7 separate regions of the Homo sapiens genome follow, and regions 1, 2, 3, 4, 6 and 7 are each linked to region 5. Evidence: chromatin contacts called from ENCODE Hi-C or POLR2A ChIA-PET data. All regions are on one chromosome and are shown on one strand. The core of a region is the stretch at or near the end of the contact, and the rest is flanking DNA. Distances in the headings are between cores, read along the strand shown.

What was found. Hi-C counts contacts between places; a loop is a spot of excess contacts on that map. ChIA-PET counts read pairs that join two places held with the same protein, here RNA polymerase II (POLR2A). Pooled maps may share reads with other maps.
Region 1: a loop to region 5 is called in a map with no recorded cell type, with 14 times the contacts of the local background. The contact joins the enhancer-like site here to the promoter of LAPTM5 in region 5. A Hi-C loop is called at or near these places in 2 of 37 single-sample maps with no recorded cell type and 8 of 50 pooled maps. POLR2A ChIA-PET finds 5 or more read pairs at or near these places in 1 of 52 experiments (GM12878).
Region 2: a map of GM12878 shows a loop between it and region 5 (4-fold over the local background). The contact joins the promoter of TAF12-DT here to the promoter of LAPTM5 in region 5. A Hi-C loop is called at or near these places in 1 of 168 maps with a recorded cell type or tissue (GM12878), 4 of 37 single-sample maps with no recorded cell type and 6 of 50 pooled maps. POLR2A ChIA-PET finds 5 or more read pairs at or near these places in 5 of 52 experiments (Caco-2, GM12878, T-cell and 2 more).
Region 3: a pooled map shows a loop between it and region 5 (8-fold over the local background). The contact joins the promoter of MED18 here to the promoter of LAPTM5 in region 5. A Hi-C loop is called at or near these places in 6 of 50 pooled maps. POLR2A ChIA-PET finds 5 or more read pairs at or near these places in 2 of 52 experiments (AG04450 and naive thymus-derived CD4-positive, alpha-beta T cell).
Region 4: a map with no recorded cell type shows a loop between it and region 5 (11-fold over the local background). The contact joins the promoter of RCC1 here to the promoter of LAPTM5 in region 5. A Hi-C loop is called at or near these places in 1 of 37 single-sample maps with no recorded cell type and 5 of 50 pooled maps. POLR2A ChIA-PET finds 5 or more read pairs at or near these places in 1 of 52 experiments (activated CD8-positive, alpha-beta T cell).
Region 6: a map of OCI-LY7 shows a loop between it and region 5 (8-fold over the local background). The contact joins the promoter of RNF19B here to the promoter of LAPTM5 in region 5. A Hi-C loop is called at or near these places in 1 of 168 maps with a recorded cell type or tissue (OCI-LY7), 3 of 37 single-sample maps with no recorded cell type and 6 of 50 pooled maps.
Region 7: a pooled map shows a loop between it and region 5 (10-fold over the local background). The contact joins the promoter of YARS1 here to the promoter of LAPTM5 in region 5. A Hi-C loop is called at or near these places in 1 of 168 maps with a recorded cell type or tissue (natural killer cell), 4 of 37 single-sample maps with no recorded cell type and 10 of 50 pooled maps.

What each region holds. Positions count from the first base shown.
Region 1 is chr1:28,247,115-28,249,934 of GRCh38, forward strand. No RefSeq gene overlaps it. Among named protein-coding and RNA genes, the nearest start is that of SESN2, 11 kb to the right of the region's middle. RefSeq lists enhancers at 1-47, 1,289-1,488. Within about 2 kb of position 1,522, at least 39 of the 41 ENCODE cell types and tissues checked have a DNase peak (open chromatin) inside an H3K27ac peak, as active enhancers do; they include GM12878, where a contact is called at or near this core.
Region 2 is chr1:28,641,723-28,644,533 of GRCh38, forward strand. It overlaps TAF12-DT (TAF12 divergent transcript), which reads left to right and starts at 1,534. Exons shown (of 2, transcript NR_146730.1): 1 at 1,534-2,041. TAF12 (TATA-box binding protein associated factor 12) reads right to left here and starts at 1,345. Exons shown (of 6, transcript NM_005644.4): 1 at 1,270-1,345.
Region 3 is chr1:28,327,684-28,330,413 of GRCh38, forward strand. MED18 (mediator complex subunit 18) reads left to right here and starts at 1,357. Exons shown (of 3, transcript NM_017638.3): 1 at 1,357-1,497. RefSeq lists enhancers at 1,391-1,898, 1,899-2,406.
Region 4 is chr1:28,504,608-28,507,307 of GRCh38, forward strand. It overlaps RCC1 (regulator of chromosome condensation 1), which reads left to right and starts at 1,436. Exons shown (of 13, transcript NM_001381865.2): 1 at 1,436-1,477. SNHG3 (small nucleolar RNA host gene 3) reads left to right here and starts at 1,336. Exons shown (of 4, transcript NR_036473.1): 1 at 1,336-1,477; 2 at 1,613-1,720. RefSeq lists an enhancer at 2,250-2,544.
Region 5 is chr1:30,756,255-30,759,052 of GRCh38, forward strand. LAPTM5 (lysosomal protein transmembrane 5) reads right to left here and starts at 1,520. Exons shown (of 8, transcript NM_006762.3): 1 at 1,405-1,520. The coding sequence starts at 1,491. RefSeq lists enhancers at 327-1,123, 1,252-1,531, 2,600-2,669.
Region 6 is chr1:32,963,206-32,966,077 of GRCh38, forward strand. It overlaps RNF19B (ring finger protein 19B), which reads right to left and starts at 1,604. Exons shown (of 9, transcript NM_001300826.2): 1 at 846-1,604. The coding sequence starts at 1,480. RefSeq lists silencers at 749-958, 1,319-1,888 and an enhancer at 1,199-1,703.
Region 7 is chr1:32,815,991-32,818,690 of GRCh38, forward strand. YARS1 (tyrosyl-tRNA synthetase 1) reads right to left here and starts at 1,368. Exons shown (of 13, transcript NM_003680.4): 1 at 1,198-1,368. The coding sequence starts at 1,254. It overlaps S100PBP (S100P binding protein), which reads left to right and starts at 1,663. Exons shown (of 7, transcript NM_022753.4): 1 at 1,663-1,699. RefSeq lists enhancers at 480-981, 982-1,481, 1,230-1,539, 1,907-2,076, 2,510-2,619.

The DNA.
Region 1 (2,820 bases), core at 272-2,771, 2.5 Mb before region 5:
AGGAAAAGAGGGGAAAAAAAGAAAGAAAGAAAGAAAGAAAGAAATTAGAAGCAGATGGGGCAGTTCAGCCTCTTCTCGCGGAGCGGGGCTAGACGGAGTCAGGGGCGGACCGCCACAGCCTGCACCAATCAGGACCCGGTTGATAGGCAGAGCCTGGCGACTTCGAAGACTCGCCCCCAGTCAAAGAGCCCCGGGGATTCGTTTCCGTACGCAGCCTGGAAACCAGCCTGGGCCTATCCTGCGCGCCGCTGCGGGCTACTATTGGCTGCCAAGAAACCCCGCCCATCTTCCTGCTCATTGGCCGGTGCGGTTTACGTAAGAGGAGCCTGTTGCTGAGCGAAAAGTCTGTTCTGCAATTTTCGCTAAGGAGTTGTTAACGCTGAAACCGCACTGGGCGTCCTGGGGTCAAAAAAACAATACTAGCCACAGTTTATTAAACTGCAACTAAATGCCAGGCTATGTGCGCCAAACTTTTAATATTAATGGTTGTAGGCACCTTTCTTGAACACCCACCACTATCAGCCAGTCACTGAGCCAGATCCTTCAAAATAACAGTAAAAATATAGATAATCTACAGTTTATTGAGCACTTCATCTGCATCAAGCCTTGTTAAGGGGTTTCCATGCATAAGCTCTCATTCTCACAATAGAACGGTGGAGGTAAACTATTGCCCCATTTAACATTTAACATGCAGTCCTGTAGACCCAGCTACTCGGAAGGCTGAGGTGAGAGGACCCAGGAGCTCCAAACTTAAGTGAGCTATGATCGCGCCACTGCACTCCAGCCTGGGCAACAGAACGAGACCTGTCTCAGAAAAACAAAAACGTAATAAAAGAAAAACAAAAACAAAAAAACAGGAAACGGGTTCAGAGAAGTGAAGTGTTTTGCTGAGGTTCACAAAGAAAGGGTTGGAACTGGAACCTTCAACTCCGATATCCTGATTCCAAGTGTGGCCTTTTTAGGGAGGGGGTCGGGGTACAGAATTCCGCTGGGGATAGGGAAAGGTAGGACAGGATGGTGGGAGGCCAGAGGCGTTGCTCCAGGGACAAGCCTCAGGGTGGTTCTCTGAGAATAGGATGTATAGAGCCTCTAGGAGTGGAGGGTTGGGGAAGGAAGGGAGACCAGAGGAAAGGGAGAAGTTGTTCTTTCTGAAAATGTGAGGCTTCTCTCCTGGGGCAGCCTATTAAGGTGTAGGTAGCCCTGGACCTCGAGATTCTAGTCTCCACTCTGTGGCCAACTTCCTAGGGAACCTTGGGCAAATTCCTCTCTCTCGACCTGAGGCTTCCTGCCTTGTAAGAGAGGTAGTAAGCCAAAACAATGGAAAGTGCATTCGGGCTGTGAAGTATTTTAGGACTCTGGTCCTTGCTGGCAGCAGGGGGAATCTTCAGCAACCACAGACCTTTACTTAGCTGTTGCCTGGCCTCTTTTCAAGACCTTCAGGCGGTGACATGGACCCTAACAATCCTATAAACTCAAAACGGTTTGGGCCAGCCCTTTCCTACTCCATTCTGACTTAGCTATAGCAGGATCTGGCCTGCAGGGGGCGTTGAGGAACCACTCAGCCGACAAAACTAAACTAAATCAACCAAGCAATTTGCCCAAAAGCACCCAGTGCGTTAGTTTTTGCATTTAAGAAGGGTAAACGTTTCCAAACCTGAAGATTTCTGTCCTCAGTATGCAATCGAGAAGACGAATTATATACACTGCCAGTTCTTTATGGCACCAGTTCTCTCCATAATGACTCTGCAAGTTTAGAGCTAATTTCTATTTCTTTGTTTTACAGATAGGGAAACAGATTCAAAGAGCTGGAAAAAAAAAATTCAGTTTGGGTTACTTGGCTAAAAGCTGGCACCCGAATTGCCTGACTCCTGGGAAGTGCTCTTAGGAGATAGTTGGCTTTGTTTCTGGGAGTCTGTGGTTGTACTGCCTGCTAATGCACAACTCCAAAGGACAATTTTGGTTGTGTAGCTTGACAGCTCGGCACCTGTCAGCTCTGTGCAGGAAGGACCTCCCTCCCCACCTAGCACAATGCCTGCTTCATGAGTAATTGAATTAATGTGTGACTAAGCCTTGAAGGATGGGTCTTCTTTGGCTTTATCAAACCAATTGGAGTGGAACTTCTTTCCTGAAAGTTCCCCCTGGGCAGGAATTGTATCTGAGATTAGTGGGTGGGGAGGGGGGAAACAATAAGAAGAGCTCAGAAAATGACATCTGGGGTGATAAATCACAGCCCCCCGAATGGTCCCATTACAAGGTCATTATAGTAAAGTGATCTCAGAATTTGAGACTAGAAAACTAATTCAGGAAGAATGAATACAGAACAGATGACAATCATATTAGGGTCATAATCTGAAATGGATCTAAGGCTGAAGACATCTCAAAAACATTTCAAATCCAGTCTAGGTAGGTGTATCTTTGGGACTGGAAGGTGATTGAGGAATATAAATAGCTGGCCAATCAGTGGCCTCAACATAGCTGATGCAAGAGTTGAGAGTGTGGCAACAGAAGAAGGAGATCTTTACCCAACCAAAAATACAAGGCAGTGGGGAGGGGAGGAATGTGCCCAGCCAGTGGCACCCTGCCATGCCCTGCTAGGCTGCTAGCTTCACCACTGGATTTCCCAGAGCCAGGCACAGTGCCTGGTACACACAAGATGGTAAATAAATATTTATTGAATGAAAAAAGGAAGGAAGGAACTGGAGCCCTGACCAGCAGATAGTTGCTGAGTAGAGCAGTTCAATAATTCGTCCTTTCACTTGCTCAGATTCCAGCTGCCTTAGCCACCTTCAGATGATAAATTTGCCTTTCAGTAAAGGCTCT
Region 2 (2,811 bases), core at 284-2,783, 2.1 Mb before region 5:
GGTTGGAGGTGCACGGGGCCAAGACTGAGCCGCTGCACTTCAGACTGGGCGACAGAGAGAGAACCTGTCTCAAAAAAAAAAAAAAAAAAAAAATTCCCTCCTGAGTTTGAAGATAAAGCAAAGATTCTAGAAGCATTTAAGGAACATTAACCAAGCATCTCATTTGCTACGCACAGAAGGGTACTGTATTAAAATTATGATCTAACTAACCATTGCCTCACTGTAATCCTAAGCCTCTTTGAACCTTAGCCTTCTTAAATGTAAAATAGGAGTTTTTAAAAGATGATCTTTTGGGACTCTTCCATCACTGACATTCTTTTATTTGAGATGCAGAGATCTGTGCTCATTCAGGGTTGAGTGGAATGGGATTTAAAGCACTTATCAAGTACATAACTGAGTTCCAACTGTTTTCAACTTCACATCTGATTCCCAAGAATGAAGCAGAAAATGAAGATGTTTGCATATGGGCTTCCTAGATTGAGTATCTGACACAAGAAAAGCTTGCCAAGAGCCAAGTAGGCAGTGCGAAGGAGAAGTTGTCTTCCCCTGAATACGTCCTTTATCTCTCTGGGTTCAGGGAATACTGTGAAAAAATGGATCACTAAATCTTTTCCAAACCCTTTCCCTTTACTTTGTAGGCTGATCTCATATCCATGGTCCCTTAGATCCAAGGCTTTTAGGAGCTTGGGTACTCACAGCCCTGTTCCGAGACTCAGGAACTCGGAGTCTCAAAGCCCGGATCCCGTCCCCAAAGAAGCCCCAGTCTTCACTGCCCGCTTCTGTTCCCTTCCAAACTCAAGTTTTCTCTGTCTGCTTCTGCCCCTCAGGAACCTAAGTCTTCGCTGCCCCGTTTCTGAATCCTTAGGAGCCCGGGTCTTCACTGTCCCGCTTCTGCCTCTTAGGAGCCCAAGTCCTCACCGCTCCACTTTTACCTCTCCGGAGCCTGTGTCTTCACGCCCCGTTCCTTTCTGACCCTTTCCTCGTAGGAGTGCGGGTCCTCATAATCCTGCTCCTCTCAGACCACTTTCCCTCAGATGCCGGAGAACTCGCATCCGTCCCCGTTCCCTAAGTCCCGTCTTAGAGCCCGGGTCCCCACAGCCGCGTCTTCTCCGAGCCTGATCCTCTCAGTCAGTCCCTTCCCAAGAGCCTGAATCCTCACAGCCCCGTCTCGTCCACAACCTGGTCCTTCGAACACTGACCCACTGTAGGTCTGGGTCCTGACTCCCTCCTCCCGCTCTTGTTCCTCAACTGCCAGGGCCCAAGACTCACAGGCAGCAGCGTCTATCTCCCCATGATATGCAGAGACTGCCCCAGTGAAGCGTTCGTCTCAGCAGCCGGTCCGACTGCGCGGCCCTCCCCGACTACTTCCGGCACCGCTCCCCGCCTCCAACCCGGAAACGCGCGGCTCTTCCGGCCGGCGGGCGCGCGCCTCGCTTGCGCAGGCGCAGACTGCCCTCCGACACGTGGTGGCGATATTGAGCTGTGTGTAGGTACACCCTGCAGCTTGCGCTTTTAACTGCTTGTGGTTGAGTGGCAGCATGAGCGAGCTCTGCGTATTCCAACCCGGCGTTAAGAATCCTTCACTAGCTTTTCTTCCCGACGCTGCTTATTTATCTATCGGTAGCATGACGGGTAATTGACGCCCTCGGATGGCTTTGAGGTCGCCATTTTTGGTTGGTGCCTTTGTCTTGGTGTCAGGACTGGGATATCATCTGGGACACATTACCCCACAGGTATCCTGTTGGACCTCAACGAGGAAGTTGGCAACAGAGGAACCAGGAGATGAGAGAGATCGGTTGGTTGTGCCTGTGAACTGGCAATTCAGTAGTAACAATTGAGTGCTTACTGTTTGCCGGGAATTGTGCTAATCCGCTTACCTCCGTTACGCCATTTAATCATTTAGAGGAGACCTGTGAGAGATTAAGCAAAGTTCTAGCTAATAAGTGCAGAGCCTCAGCTTGAACTCAGAACTCACTACTAAGCCAAAGCCTGTCCTGTAGCATTCTCTAATGCTTTCAGTTTTTCGGCTGTCAGATGCTTGGTGAGAACTGCTGTTATGTGGCTCACGCCTGTAATCCCAGCACTTTGGGAGGCCGAGGAGGGTGGATCACGAGGTCAAGAGTTCAAGACCAGTCTGGCCAAGATGGTGAAACCCCGTCTCTACTAAAAATACAAAAAATTAGCCGGGCGTGGTGGCATGCGCCTGTAATCGCAGCTACTCCGGAGGCTGACGCAGAGAACTGCTTAAACCTGGAGGGGCGGAGGTTGCAGTGAGCCGAGATCGCGCCACTGCACTCCAGCCTGGGCGACAGAGCGAGACTCTGTCTCAAAAAAAAAAAAAAGAGAACAGCTGTTATTTTTTACTGTATGCTGGAATGTTAGGCATGCAAGTAAGACCCAATTCCAGCATCTGTAAGGTTCACAGTAAGATGGAGAAGAACCCACAAACACACCAAAAATTGTATAAAGAGCTGTGACAGGCCAGAGTGAGCCACATAGAAATTAGGAAGAGGTGCCCAGATTGGTGCGGCATCCTGCCCTGTCTTTATATCTTCCTAATCCTCATCCTACCACGTTCCCAGTCCACCCTCTACACTGCCACCCAATCCAAATTCTCAGATTCAAGTCCTCATGAACATTGGGCTCTAAGCTGTATTCCTAGCCTTATTTCCTTGCCACTGCTCTCCATTCTTTTTAGGGTCCGGCATACCACTTTTTGTTGTTGAATGCCTATACATCTTTTTTAAGACCCAGGTTGAATGTATATACGTTCATTTGACAAGTGTTTGAGTCTCATTGTGTGACAAGCCT
Region 3 (2,730 bases), core at 107-2,606, 2.4 Mb before region 5:
TCTGTCTCCCAGGTTCACACCATTCTCCTGACTCAGCCTCCCAAGTAGCTGGGACTACAGGCGCCCGCCACTACGCCCAGCTAATTTTCTGTATTTTTAGTAGAGACAGGGTTTCACCGTTAGCCAGGATGGTCTCGATCTCCTGACCTCGTGATCCACCCCCCTCGGCCTCCCAAAGTGCTGGGATTACAGGCGTGAGCCACCGCGCCTGTCCTCTTTTTACATTTTTAAAATCTTTTTCTGACATTTGTTTCTCAGCTGGAGTTGTACCAAAGCGCCTAACTGGTCGTTTTTCTTTAATTTTTTTCCAGACAGGATCTCCCTCTGTTGCACAGGCTGGAGTGCAGTGGCGCTATCTCAGCTCACTGCAACCTCTGCCTCCTGGACTCAAGCAATCCTCCCACCTCAGCCTCCCAAGTAGCTGGGACTGCAGGTGCGAGCCACTACGTTCAGCTAATTTTTTGTATTTTTTGTAGACACAGGGTTTCACCATGTTGTTCAGGCTGGTCTTGAATTCCTGAACTCAAGCCATCTGCCCGCCTTGGCCTCCCAAAGTGCTGGGATTACAGGCCTGAGCCACCGTGTCCGGCCTGGTCTTTTTTCTCTAGGCTCTCTCCTTTCCCAAACTTTTCTCCATGTTGTAGCCAGGGTTCTTTTAAAGCTCACATGTATTCTTTGGTATGGCACTGCAGAGTACTCCTGGATCTGGACCTACTCCTTTTCCAGACTCTTTTTTTTTTTTGAGACAGAGTCTCTCTCTGTAGCCCAGGCTACAATGCAGTGGCGCGATCTCGGTTCGCTGCAACTTCCGCCTCCCGCGTTCAAGCGATTCTCCCACCTCAGCCTCCCTAGTAGCTGGGATTACAGGCGCGCGTCACCATGCCCGGCTAATTTTTGTATTTTTAATGGAGACGGAGTTTTACCATCTTGGCCAGGCTGGTCTCGAACTCCTGACCTCAAGTGATCCGCCTGCCTCGGCCTCCCAAAGTGCTGGGGTTACAGGCGTGAGCCACCGCGCCCAACCCCTCAGTTCTTTTTTCTTTTGAAACCCACTATAATCTCTGTAAGTCCTATCAGTTCCAAGAGACTTTCTACACAAATACATCTCCAGGTTGTCAAACCTAAAAAGATTTTCCTAGAGCATGGCCTATGACGTCAAGGATCCAGGTAGCGCCCGGAGGAAAGCGCCAAAGGAGGCCGCCATCTTTCATACAGCAGCCCGGAATTTTGCGCATGCGCCTCTGATTGTCTGTCCGCAATGAAGCTCTTCGGCCTTCTCGGCACCCATACGTTTGGGAACGGCAGTTTCGAGGTTTGTGAGACGTCGGCTTCCGACCGGAAGTGAGAAGAGGAGGAAGTTGGCTGGTTGCACCGATCTGGGGGCTTCCCGGGCTCGGGTAACCGGAGTGCTGGTATCTAATCGTCGCTCAAAAGCTCCTAGGTGCGCGGGTGGATATAATTCCCGGCTTCTCGAGAAGACACTACAGCCTCAAGGAGGTGTGCTTCTAGTGTTTAATTGGATACGTGTTATGGATGCCGGCTTAGAAGGACCTATATACCATCATCTTAAAATAACTTCCCCTTGGCTCTCTCTCTCTTTTTTTTTTTTTTTTTTTTTTTGAGACGGAGTTTCGCTCTTGTTGCCCAGGCTGGAGTGCAATGGCGCGATCTCGGCTCACCGCAACCTCGCCTTCCGGGTTCAAGCGATTCTCCTGCCTCAGCCTCCTGAGGAGCTGGGATTACAGGCGCTCGCCACCAGGCCTGGCTAATTTTTTGTATTTTTAGTAGAGTCGGGGTTTCTTCATGTTGGTCAGGCTGGTCTCGAACTCCCAACCTCCAGTTGATCCGCCGGCCTCGGCCTCCCAAAGTACTGAGATTACAGGCGTGAGCCACCGCGCCCGGCCTTGGCTCTCTTTAAAAGGCATTTTTAGGCTAGCCGCAGTGTGGTCTCCCGCCTGTAGTAGTCCCAGCTACTCGGCTTGAGCCCAGGAGTTCGAGGTTATAGTGAGCTAGGAACTCCCCACTGCACTGCAGCCTGGGCTACAGAGCGAGATCCTGTCACCAAAAAAGAAAAGCGTACGGGGGAAGGCATTTTCAGAGAGATAGAACGCCTAGATGTTAGTTTGGTCCAAACTCTGCTACCAACTTGCTGTGTGTATCCTTCTGTCCCTCTCCAAGTCTCAATATCCTCATCTATAAAACGAAGGTCCCTTAAGTCACTTTTTCAGTTCTTCTGAATTTTGTTGCCTCTTTATTATCTCGTTTGAGCCACATAGCCTTGGGAGTTAAAAATCACTGGCCTTTGGCCGGGCACGGTGGCTCACACCTGTAATGCCAGCACTTTGGGAGGCCGGATCACCTGAGTATCACCTGAGGCCAGGAGTTCGAGGCCAACCTGGCCAACATGACGAAACCCCGTCTCTACTAAAAATACAAAAAAAATTAGCTGGGCTTGGTTGCGGGCGCCTGTAATCCCAGCTACTCGGGAGGCTGAGACAGGAGAATCGCTTGAACCTGGGAGGCAGAGGCTGCAGTGAACAGAGATTGCGCCATTGCACTCCAGCCTGGGCGACAAGAGTGAAACTCCGTCTCAAAAAAAAAAAAAAAAAAAAATCACTGGCCTCATTTTATAAGGAAGACATTGAGTCCCAGGGTGAGGGGTTATAGATAGGACTTTCTCAAGATTGCACAGGTAATGTGGAGGTTTCAGAACTTGAGACTAGAAGGTAA
Region 4 (2,700 bases), core at 186-2,685, 2.3 Mb before region 5:
GGGCATCACTTGAGGTGAGGAGTTCGAGAGCAGCCTGGCCAACATGGTGAAACCCGGTCTCTACTAAAAATACAAAAATTAGCCGGGCATGGTGGCATGCCTATAGTCCCAGCTACTCGGGAGGCTGAGGCAGGAGAACTGGTTGAACCTGGGAGGTGGAGGTTGCAGTGAGCCGAGATCACACCACTTCCTTCCAGCCTGGGCGACAGAGCGAGACTCCGTCTCAAAAAAAAAAAAAAAAAAAAAGTCCAGGTGCGCTGGCTCATGCCTGTAATCTCAGCACTTTGGAGGCCGAGGCGGGTGGATTGCTTGAGGTCAGGAGTTCGAGACCAGCCTGGCCAAGATGGTGAAACCCCGTCTTGCTAAAAATACAAAAATTAGCCAGGCACGGTGGCGGGCGCCTGTAATCCCAGCTACTGGGGAGGCCGAGGCAGGAGAATCGCTTGAACCCGGGAGGCCGGGGTTGCAGTGAGCCGAGACCGCGCCATTCCACTCTAGCCTGGGTGACAGAGCAAAACTCCATCTCGAAAAAAAAAGAAAGAGTATAGGGCAGTGCTTTTAATTACATTCATTCACACTGTTGTGCAATGGAGTTTTTTATTTTTTATTTTTATTTATTTTTATCCGGGCCAGGCCTGGAGTTTTTAAACTTTTATCTGATTCGTCTAGGGGCACTTTCATCTTATTTACCTTCACATTTATCAAATTATTTCTTTCACAGGTGACAGAGCAGATTCAATTCCTTTTGATACTCCGTATTTCTCTATATGTATTTTTTTCATTCTGCATTCTTATTATTCCAACGTTTTACTTATTTATTTGGAGAGAGAGTTTCGCTCTGTCGACCAGGATGGAGTGCATCGGCGCGATCTCGGCTCACTGCAACCACCGCCTCCCAGGTTCAAACGATTCTCATGCTTCAGCCTCCCGAGTAGCTGGGACTGGAGGTGCGCGGCACCATGCCTGGCTTATGTTCTGTATTTTTTGTAGAGACGGGGTTTCGCCATGATGCCCAGGCCGGTCTCGAACTCCTGGCCTCAAGCGATCCGCCCCTCACGGCCTTCAGAGCTGCTGTAATCACAGGCGTGAGCCACCGCGTTCGACTCTTCCAAAAACTTTTTGGCCAGTTTATCTAAGGGCATATCCTACAGACTGAGTCCAGTGATTGCACAGAAGTAAACGTCCTCTGCAGCTACATACCTACAAACCTATTTCTGTAACGTACATTCCCCAGCAAGGTCCCGCGGGAAGGATCCACTACCGCGAGAGGCCTCCCAGCCAGGAAGGGGTGGGGCTCAATCTGCAGTAGATTCCCAGAAGCCTCAGTGAGTTTCTGATTCTCTAACTGCGCATGCTTCTGCGCACGCGCAATAGACATTCCAGGACTTCCGGGCACTTCGTAAGGTTTAAAAAGGATGCTTCGCGTTTTCTCTCTCCTTTTTGGAGACAGATTCGCAGTGGTCGCTTCTTCTCCTTGGTAAGTGTGATCCTTGGTAAGTGTGATCAGATGCTTGCCACCGGAGTTGTGGGTCTAATGCTATAGATCAGTAGCCGAGCTTCCCTAGGAAGATCATATAGTATTTTATTTATTTACTTTTTTTTTTTTTTTGAGACGGAGTCGGTTTGTCACTCAGGCTGGACTGCAGTGCTCGTTGCAACCTCCGCCTGCCGGGTTCAAGCGATTCTCGTGCCTCAGCCTCTCCAGCAGCTGGGATTACAGGCACGTGCCACCACGCCCGGCCAATTTTTGTATTCTTAGTGGAGACGGGGTTTCGCTATGTTGGTCAGGCTGGTTTTGAACTCCTGATTTCCGGTGATCCACCACCCTCGGCCTTCCAAAGTGCTGGGATTACAGGCGTGAGCCACCGCGCCTGGCCGGAAATCATGTAATTTAAAACTATATATGGGTGTCTTAGGCGGCATCGGTCCCAACTCTAAAGTACGCGTTAGACGGGCCTGGGCCAGAAGTGGGCCATGGAGACCTCGGGACCCGCAGGGCTGCCGCCCGACCCAGCGAGCCTCTGAAGGTGCACCGCCACCCCCACTGTTTATCTTACTGCCTCATAGTAGGCACATTGTCGTTCTCAATATAATTGCACACAGTTTTATTCTGGATCCTCATTTGCCTTTAAGAATTTTCTCAATTTTTCTTTTTATTTGATCGCACCACTGCAACCTCCGCCTGCTGGGCTCAAGCAATTCTCCTGCCGCAGCCTCCCGAGTAGCTGGGACTACAGGCGTGTACCACCGCGCCTGGCTTATTTTTGTATTTTTAGTAGAGACGGGATTTCACCATGTTGGCCAGGCTGGTCTCCAACGCCTGACCTTGTGGTCCGCCACGCCAGGCCGAAGATTTTCATAATTTGGAAGCATTGCGTTTCGTAATTATGCTTTCTCGTATTTTTGTGATTTGGGTCATTTTTATTTTTATATTTTTAGGATTACAGGCGTGAGCCATCGTGCCTGGCCGATTTGGGGGTAATTAACAAGTCCACGTGTTTCATTTGAATTTAGGATAGCTGGGCCTAATTGTTGTCTTTGCTTCTGCGGTACCTTCCACATAGTACTAACCGCCTATTGTAAAGTAATTAGAATAGCTGAATATGCATGTTACCAGTCTAGAAACCGATTTTTTTTTAACACCCCACTGTGGACAGGGTGGAAACTCGTTTGCTTTCTTGTTTAAGATCTGTAGTAACA
Region 5 (2,798 bases), core at 270-2,769:
CTCTTGCATTGGCAGGAGCTCGGAAGGACAACCTCTGAGTTCCTCCTCCCAAAACTAGAGTCCTTGAATCTGACAACTTGACTCCAAGGATGCTGACAGCAGGTGCCATGTCTGATGCACAACGAATAATAAAGCACTCACCTGTGCGTCAGGCGTGGTTCTGCATGCTTTGTATGTATCAACTCCCTGAGCCTCACAACAAACCCTATCAGATGGGTATGATAATTCACATCCCCATTTTTTTAAATGAGAAAACTGAGGCTCAGAGAGGTTAAGTAAATTGCCCAAGGCTGCAGAGCTGGGAAGCAGGGAAGCCAGGATTTGCATGCAGGAGTCTGCATCCAGAGGCCGTGGGCTAACCACTGAACAGCATCGCCCCCCTGAAGGCTGGGCTCTTGCCACAGCTCTGCCTGCCCTGCCTGTGACAGGAAGCAGACGCAGGCAGGTCTGAGTTTGCAGCAACCCACCGCAGCATGTGGATCTAGGCTAATTTTGAGGAAGCCCTTCCAGACTCATGAGAAAACTGTTAACCACAGGCCCTGAGTCACCCCAGGAGGAAGTCGCTTGGGTCTAGGGGAGATGAGTGTGGCCAGGAGTTTGGGAGTAGGGTGGGTCTAGGCAGGACAGTACAAGGACACTGACCCTCAGCCACCCCAGGCAGAGGGGCAGCCTTGGCCCCCGGGCACTGTGACTTGCCCAAGACCACACTGTGAGTCACCAGGAAAGGAGGAACCAGTGACAGCCGTGACTTCACAAGTTGCCCAACAAGAGCTTGGGCCGGACAAGTTACCCTAATGATTAGCACAGGTCTCAAGTTCTCTTTGGTGGGCAGAAGGCCGTGGTTTGACTGAGCTGGAAGCTGAGAGGACACGGCCCCTGCCTCCCCACTGGAGGCACAAAGGGGAGATCCCCACTTCTCATCCCCTCGAGTGGCCCAGGCTCCCTCCAGGCCCCAGGGGAAGAATCGGGGCTGTGTCTGCGGCCGACCTCACATCCCGGTCAAACAATCCCAGCCCACGTTCCTCCCAAGATCCCTGCCTTCCAAAGCACTTTCACATCTGCTGTTGGCTTTGCACACAAATAACCTTCCGGCTGCTGCTGTGCCCCATCTCACAGAGGCAGAAACGGAGCCAGCCTCGGAGTGAACGTCAGTTACATTTGCCTGGAAAGTGGATTCCAGCTCCCTTACTCCTCACTCTTGCGGCATCTCCCCAGGGTACCCCCAGCCATTTGACAGAGAAGGAAACTGAGGCCCAGAGCAGGACAGGGATTTGCCCAGGGTCCCCCAGAGAGGTGGAGAGCAGGAGTTCTTTCATTTGTGGGGCTCCGTAGATGACGGGTCACCGCAGACATTCACACTCACACAAGCACGCACGCACACACACCCGGGGCCCGCACACTCACCACATGGTAGATGGCCAGGGCGGTGGTTGCGATGCGGACATTGAAGCAGCAGCAGGTCTGGCGGACAGTGGACAAGCGGGGGTCCATGGTGCTGCCGTCCCCTCCTCTGAGACACTGAAGGGGAAAGAGCCTGGTGCCTGGAGCAGGGCAGAGAAGGGGAAGCTGCTGGCTGCCCTCCTCACTTCCTTCCTGCCCCTTAGACAGGCAGGGACAAGGTCGTCACAGCTGGGGCGGGGCAGCTGGGGAGGGGGAGTGGGGACAGGGCAGCAGCCTGCCTCAGAGCACCCCACTGCCCTCTGCCATTCCCAGGAGGGGGTTCCAGAGAGGACAGACCCTAACACGGTCATCATGCCCTTCTCTGCACCAGGGCCAGGGTTCCACCGTTTCACACAGCTTGCTTACTAGAAGAACACTACCAACTTTGGAAGCCAGGACTGTTACCAAGCCCATTTCCAGATGAGGAAACAGCTGTCCAGAGAGGTCAAGGCACTTGCCCCAAATCACACAGTAGTTAGCACTGGTGGCAGAATTCAAACCCAGATCTGTCTGGCTGCAAAAATAGCTATTGTCTAGGAGGCATTTCCTGCCTCTTCCAGGCATGCTCCTGGATTCACTCCTTTCATCCTCACCTCAATCCTTTGAGAGAGGTACTATTATGATCCCCATTTTACAGATGAAGAAACTGAGGCACAGAGAGGGGGAATGATTCGTGCAAGGTCACACAGCTAGTCAATGAAGGTGCAAGGATTTTAACTGAGGCTGACTGGTGCTAGAAGCCTCCCTGGAGCTGGTGTTCTCTCCCACTTCCTCACCCTGAGCCGCAGGGAGAAGCTTGTTCTTCCTAAGCTACGAAGAGGCGTGCAGGGCTCCAGACAAGGACGGAAGAATAACCAGGAAGCAAACCCATCAACTGTGCGCCAGGCCCTGGGCTAGGCTTCTCTTCTAGGTGGGTCAATAACTCTTCACAGCAATCTGTGAGACCCGAACCTCACTTTCAGGGCCTCAAGACCCAATCCCCATACTCACACAAAATCAGGGATTGCTTTTCCCCCTTGATCTTGCAAAAAGTTGGAATTAATAAGCCACAACTCTTAGGCAAGCTACCCTGGAATCTCTACTCCCTCCTCAGATGATAAATTATCCATATTGCAATAAAGAAAGGGAATAGGAAGTACATGCAACATTTCTGGAAGAAGCCCTGCTTCATTCCACAGCTGAGCCCCTTTGCAATGCCAAGCTTCTAGTGCAGAGCAGACAGGAACTGCCATGAAGCCCTGCCCTCCCAGGAGATCATGGAGTTAGGATTGGACACTGCTGCAGCCCATCATTTCTGCCCCAGGAGAGGTTATAGAAAGTCCCTAAGCTCCTCCCACTTGGCAGGAGTTGCTCTGTTA
Region 6 (2,872 bases), core at 354-2,853, 2.2 Mb after region 5:
GGCACAGAACACATAGTGCTCAGGGTACCCGAGAGCCTATTCCCCAGTCACCTCCATCCCAACTTTCAGCGGTGGTTGTCAGGGAGAACACGCCTTCTTCTGCAATGCTAAGTCTGTCCCTAGCCAAGTGGACACACCCCTCCGACGCGCTGCCCCCTCAGAATATTCTCATTCCCTCCTTGGCCAAATATCCCCTCCCCACTCTCATTAAGAGATACTCCCCACCTTGGCCGGGAGCGGTGGCTCACGCCTGTAATCCCAGCACTTTGGGAGGCCGAGGCAGGAGGATCACCTGAGGTCAGGAGTTCGAGACCAGCCTAGCCAACATGGTGAAACCCCATCTCTACTAAAAATACAAAGAAATTAGCCGGGTGTGGTGGCGGGCGCCTGTAATCCCAGCTACTCGGGAGGCTGAGGCAGGAGAATCGCTTGAACCTGAGAGGCGGAGGTTGCAGTGAGCCGAGATCGCGCCATTGCACTCCAGCCTGGGCGGCAGGGCGAGACTCCGTCTCCAAAAAAAAAAAGAAAAAAAAAAAAAGATACTGTCCTCACCTCCGGACAGAGGGCATTCCCCCAACAAAAAAACCGCCTCTCCCTGTCTCCTAACTTGGACAGCTCCCTTCCCCTCACCGAATGCTTAGCAGCCACCTCGAGCCCTGGGGCAGGGGGCGGGGTGTCGGGTGCGTTCACACCACTAGTCTGGGCTTGCCTGATGGTTACCACCCCGCCGAAGCTGCCGCCTTGCGGGTTTCCCTGCTTGGGACACCCACGCGGGGTCCCTGCTGCCCCCAGCCACGCCCCTCGGCTGCAGCCCGCCGCCACCCGCGCCACGCCCCCGCGCTCACCCGCAGTCCGGGGCCGGGCACCAGCGGCAGTCGGGGTCCGAGGCTAGGTAGCGGCGCAGCATGAACTCCTCGTACTTGTGCATAAGCGGCGGGTCGGCGAGCAGCAAGCGGATGTCGTGCGGGTTGAGTCGCTCGCTGCACTCGGGGCAGCTGATGGGCACCCTGCTCTCGCTTATCTCCAGGCGCAGGTAGTGGCGGAGGCAGTCCCGGCACGAGCGGTGCGGACAGCTGAGGAGGCGCGGGGCCCGCTCAGGCGGCAGCCGCACCAGGCACAGCGGACACTCCACCTCCTCCGCGCCCGGGCCACCGCCCTCCGCCGCCTCCTCATCGTCGAACCCAGGCTCCGCCGCCGCCGCCGCGGCCTCCGCCTCGGCCTCGGCGGCCGGCTCGGCGGGCAGCGCCTCGGGCGGCGGGCCCTGGGCCGCGGCAGGGGCCGGGGCGGGCGGCGGCTGCGCAGCCGGGGGCGGCGGCTCGGCCTGCGGCTTGGCCCGGGCGCGGCGGCCGCGGGCCGAGGCAGAGAAGACGCTGTGCAAGGTGAGGCGCCGGCGCCGGCCGCCGCTGCGGCACTTAGGGTCGGGTGCGGCCGCATGTAGCGATGTGGAGCGCGGCGACTCGGAGTCCTTCTCGGAGCCCATGGCCGGCAGAGGCCGAGGAGCCAGGGGCGCCCAGCGCCGCCACAGCTCCCGCCTCAGCGCCCCTCAGCCAGCGCCCGGCCGCCGCCGACGCCGCCACCACCGCCTCAACCGCCCTCCCGGCGATAGAAGCCGAGCGGCAACGACGAAGTGATTATAAAGCCTCCGCCCCGCGCGCCGCTGCCCTGCGCAGGCGCTTCGCTCAAACACCTCACAACCCTTGCGCCCCGGTCTAGGAGTGCGCTGGGCAGGGCCGAGCGGGGTGGGGCCGAGCGAGCTGGGGCGGAGCTCCGCCTCCTGCCGGTCAGGTGGTTCCAGGGCCGCCATGTTGCGGAGACTCTCAGAGATCCTAGCCCGCTGCTCTCCCTGGTCTCCGCCTCCAATTCCATCACCATGACACCCAAGGTGGACTTTTTGGTTTGCCGTTCCTCACAGGTTGATTGCCACTTCCAGTAAATGATGGTTCAGTTACATTATTTATAAAAAGCAGGCAGGGGTTGATCAGATGGTGACTCCCAACTGGTTCACCTTCCAACATTTCTGTTTATTAAGCAGACGGCATAAATTAATAAAGAATATATTCATTCACTGAGCTTCTACAAAGTGCGAGGCATTAGAAAATAAAACAGACAAGGTCCCCTATTGCAAGGGACTTCCAGAATAAAGTCCAAATTTCTTAGTCTAGCATTCAGTGTTCTCTATGTATTTAATAAACCCTATGTATATAATAGTCTATTTCTAGGCTCACTTACCATTCTATCCTCCTGGTATCTTGCTTACTTACCAAACTTGTGGAAGGAGACCCAGCGTTTTCTTGCCTGGCAGTGCCTTTGCCTTTCTTTTTCTAGTTCCCCATTCCTCTGACTGGGGGAGGATCTGGACCCTTAGGCTTCCTAGTGGGAGGCAGGCAAACAGCTTCAACAACAGGAATGTATCAGGATTACATTCAATTGCAAATAACAAAAGAAAAAAATAGCTTACGATTGAAATTTATTTATTTTTTTTCCTGAGACGGTTTTGCTCTGTCACCCAGGTTGGAGTGCAGTGGCGTGATCACAGCTCACTGAAGCCTCAACCTCCCAAGCTTAAGCGATCCTCCCACCCCAACCTCTGGAGTAGCTGGGAGCACAGGTGCGCCACCAGGCCTGCCTATTATTTTTATTTTTTTCATGGAGATGAAATCTCCCTGTGTTGCTCAGGCTGGTCTCGAGCTCCTGGGCTCAAGCGATCCTCCTGCCTTGGCCTCTCAAAGTGCTGGGATTACAGGCATGAGCCGCTGCACCTAGCCAGAAATTTCTCTCTTTCCATGAAATATAAGTCCAAAAGTAGGCAGTTCAGGGCTGTTCAGCCATCCTCAGTATTTGGCTTCCAGTGTTAAGGTCACCTCACTATGGT
Region 7 (2,700 bases), core at 118-2,617, 2.1 Mb after region 5:
CCCAGCTACTCGGGAGGCTGAGGCAGGAGAATGGCGTGAACCTGGGAGGCGGAGGTTGCAATGAGCCGAGATTGGGCCACTGCACTCCAGCCTGGGCGACAGAGCGAGACTCCGCCTCAAAAAAAAAAAAAAAAAAAAAGATAGTGTGATGGTTGCACAACCTTGTGAACATACTAAAACCCACTGAATTGTGCACTTTAAAAGGGTGAATTTTATAGTATGTGAAGTACATCTCTAAAAAGAAAAAACAGAACAGGCTGTGTGGCCCAACTGATTTATCACTACTCTTAGAAGGAAGCCCAATTTAAAATTGAACAGAATAAGGCCTGCAAGGCTCCCGTGACTTGGTCCCTGCCTACCTCTCTTAAACAAATAAATAAAATGTATACTATGTAGAAACAATAACAAAAAAAAGGCAGAGCAAGGTATGGGGCAGTTCTGGTGCCAGAGGGTTTGTTATTTAAATAAAGTGGTCGGAAATCATGCGTCGCTGATAAGGTGACAACAGTCAGAAGCCTGAAAAAGTTAAGGGGTAAGCAATATAAATATTTAAGTGCTTCCTCATAACTTTGCTCACTCCACTCCAGCTAAATTTGCCACAATTTCTGTTTCCTCCATCTGAAATGCTCTCCCTCCTTATTCTTCCATTCTTCCTCTGGTTCACTTCTACTCCTGTAGTTCTTGGTAACAAACGGAACATTTGTGGAGTGAGGGGGGGGGATCCATTTCCTTCAAGGCGCAGTTTGGAGGTCACTTCCTCAGGGAAGCCTTCCCTTCTCTCTTTCCCTTTAAAGCTCCCAGTATAGCATCTTCCAGTACTTACTTGAACCGTAATGGGTCATTTTTAACGTCTGATCCCCTTCAGACAAGCTCTGGCAGGCCCTTGACGTATCCCCAGCGACTAAGCACCACGTCTGGCACTTAATAGGGGGGTGGAATGGGAGTCCTGGATTCAAAGTTTGGCTCCAACACAAGACAACTGGACGCAAGAGGTGAGCCCACTGTGATTTCTGGGGAACCCAGGGAAGGGCTGCTTGATTGACTGACCGACCAGCAGTGAGATCTACAGGCTCTCTCAGAGCTGCGCCAGCGCCGAGTCCCCGGCCCCACATACTTAGAACCCCGTAATGGGGCTCAAAATCACTGAACCTCGGGCTCCTAATCCCCAACGGCGCATTTCCAACCCCCAGGCCTGACCTGCAGGTTCCGGGTGATAAGGTGCAGTTTCTCTTCAGGGCTGGGAGCGTCCCCCATGGCTCCGCTACCCCTGCTTCCCCCGCTCAGCCCGGCACCAGAGCCCCTTCCTGGGTCACCGTCGCCGCCGCGTGCCGGGAACTGTCACGCGAGTCCAGCCAGGTTGCATCAGCTGGGCTCGGCGCTCCGCTTACTCGGCCTGGACCCCTCCGGCAGCGGCCGGAAAAAGTGAGGAGCAGCAGAGAGTCGAGCAGGTCGATGAGACGGGAAAAGGTGGAGCCAGTGGGCACGGTGGGCGGTGCGGAGGGCGGGGCTGAGGCGCCTGAGCGGGGCACAACCCTCCTAGAGGCGGGACGGTTTCCTGCCAATCACTGCTGGTTTGCCCTCCCCCTGGTGTTGGCCCGGCTGACTCGGGGTAGGGGAGGTCGGGGAGGGGGCGATAAAATGGCGCAGGGGGCGGAGTGAGGCGCAGTCGTTCGCCCAGGCTTTGGCCCGGCTTCCGGAGGTGAAGAGCGGGAGGGACGAGGGGGTCGGCGTTACCCGGCTTGGAGGGGGATGGGGGCGCCTGTTGCTTCTCCAGGGGGTTGCGCACGCCGTCCGCCCCTTGGAGGGATTGGGAGGCCCACGCCCTGCTGCGAGAAGGGCGCGTTCTAGCTCCTGAGGTGATGGCGAGGGAATGTCCCTGCCCCTCCACCTCCAAGTCGGCGGGCGACAGATGCCCCTCACCCCGCTGAGGAAAAGGGAAGCTCCCTGGTCGTCTTGAGAGTCGGGGAGCGCCGTCTGCAGTCCCCTGCCCAGTGGGGGTGGGGGCCGCCTCTGTCCCGGCCGGCTCGGCGGGAGGCTGTTGCTGGCGGGAAGATAGCCGCGGGCTTTTCTGCCGCGTCTCGCGGGTGGGGGCAGGAAGAGGACGACCCATTCCCTGGGGAGATCTGAGGACGGTGGTCCCCGGGAGAGGAGCGCACAGCACAGGCCTGCTGAGGGGCGGGTTTGCCCCTACTGGGGGAGGGGCGGGGAGAAAACTCTCGCTTCTCCCGCTTTCCGCCGGGAGGCGGGAATTCGCGGTGTCCCCGGGGGAGGGAGACGCAAAGGCCCTTCCTGGAAGGCGACACCGTCCCGGGCCGTTGCATTTGTGAGAGAGAGCCAAGGCAGTATCCTCCAAAGGTTGGGCCTGGGCCACCCTTTCTCCGGCTCCTCAAGGGCTGGAGGCGGCGTCACCAGTTACTTCCAGGGCAAGAGGGAAAGCAGTTATTACCTCAGTGGGCCCTGGAAAGGTCCTAGAAGTGGTTGAATTGCCCACGGCCTGCCCTAACCTGATCTCCGGTGTTTTGTGTATTTATTAGGGACTCCAAGCTCTACCAGACCTGCCTGAAGTGTTTTAAAGCACATTTTCTTTTTGAAAAGAAACCTGTTGCTGCAGCTTAGCGCATCTGTTCTCTGTGTCCATGTGGGAGGAGAATCCTGGCACCCTCATCTAGTGAAATGTTACCTAAAGCAAAGATTTGCAGC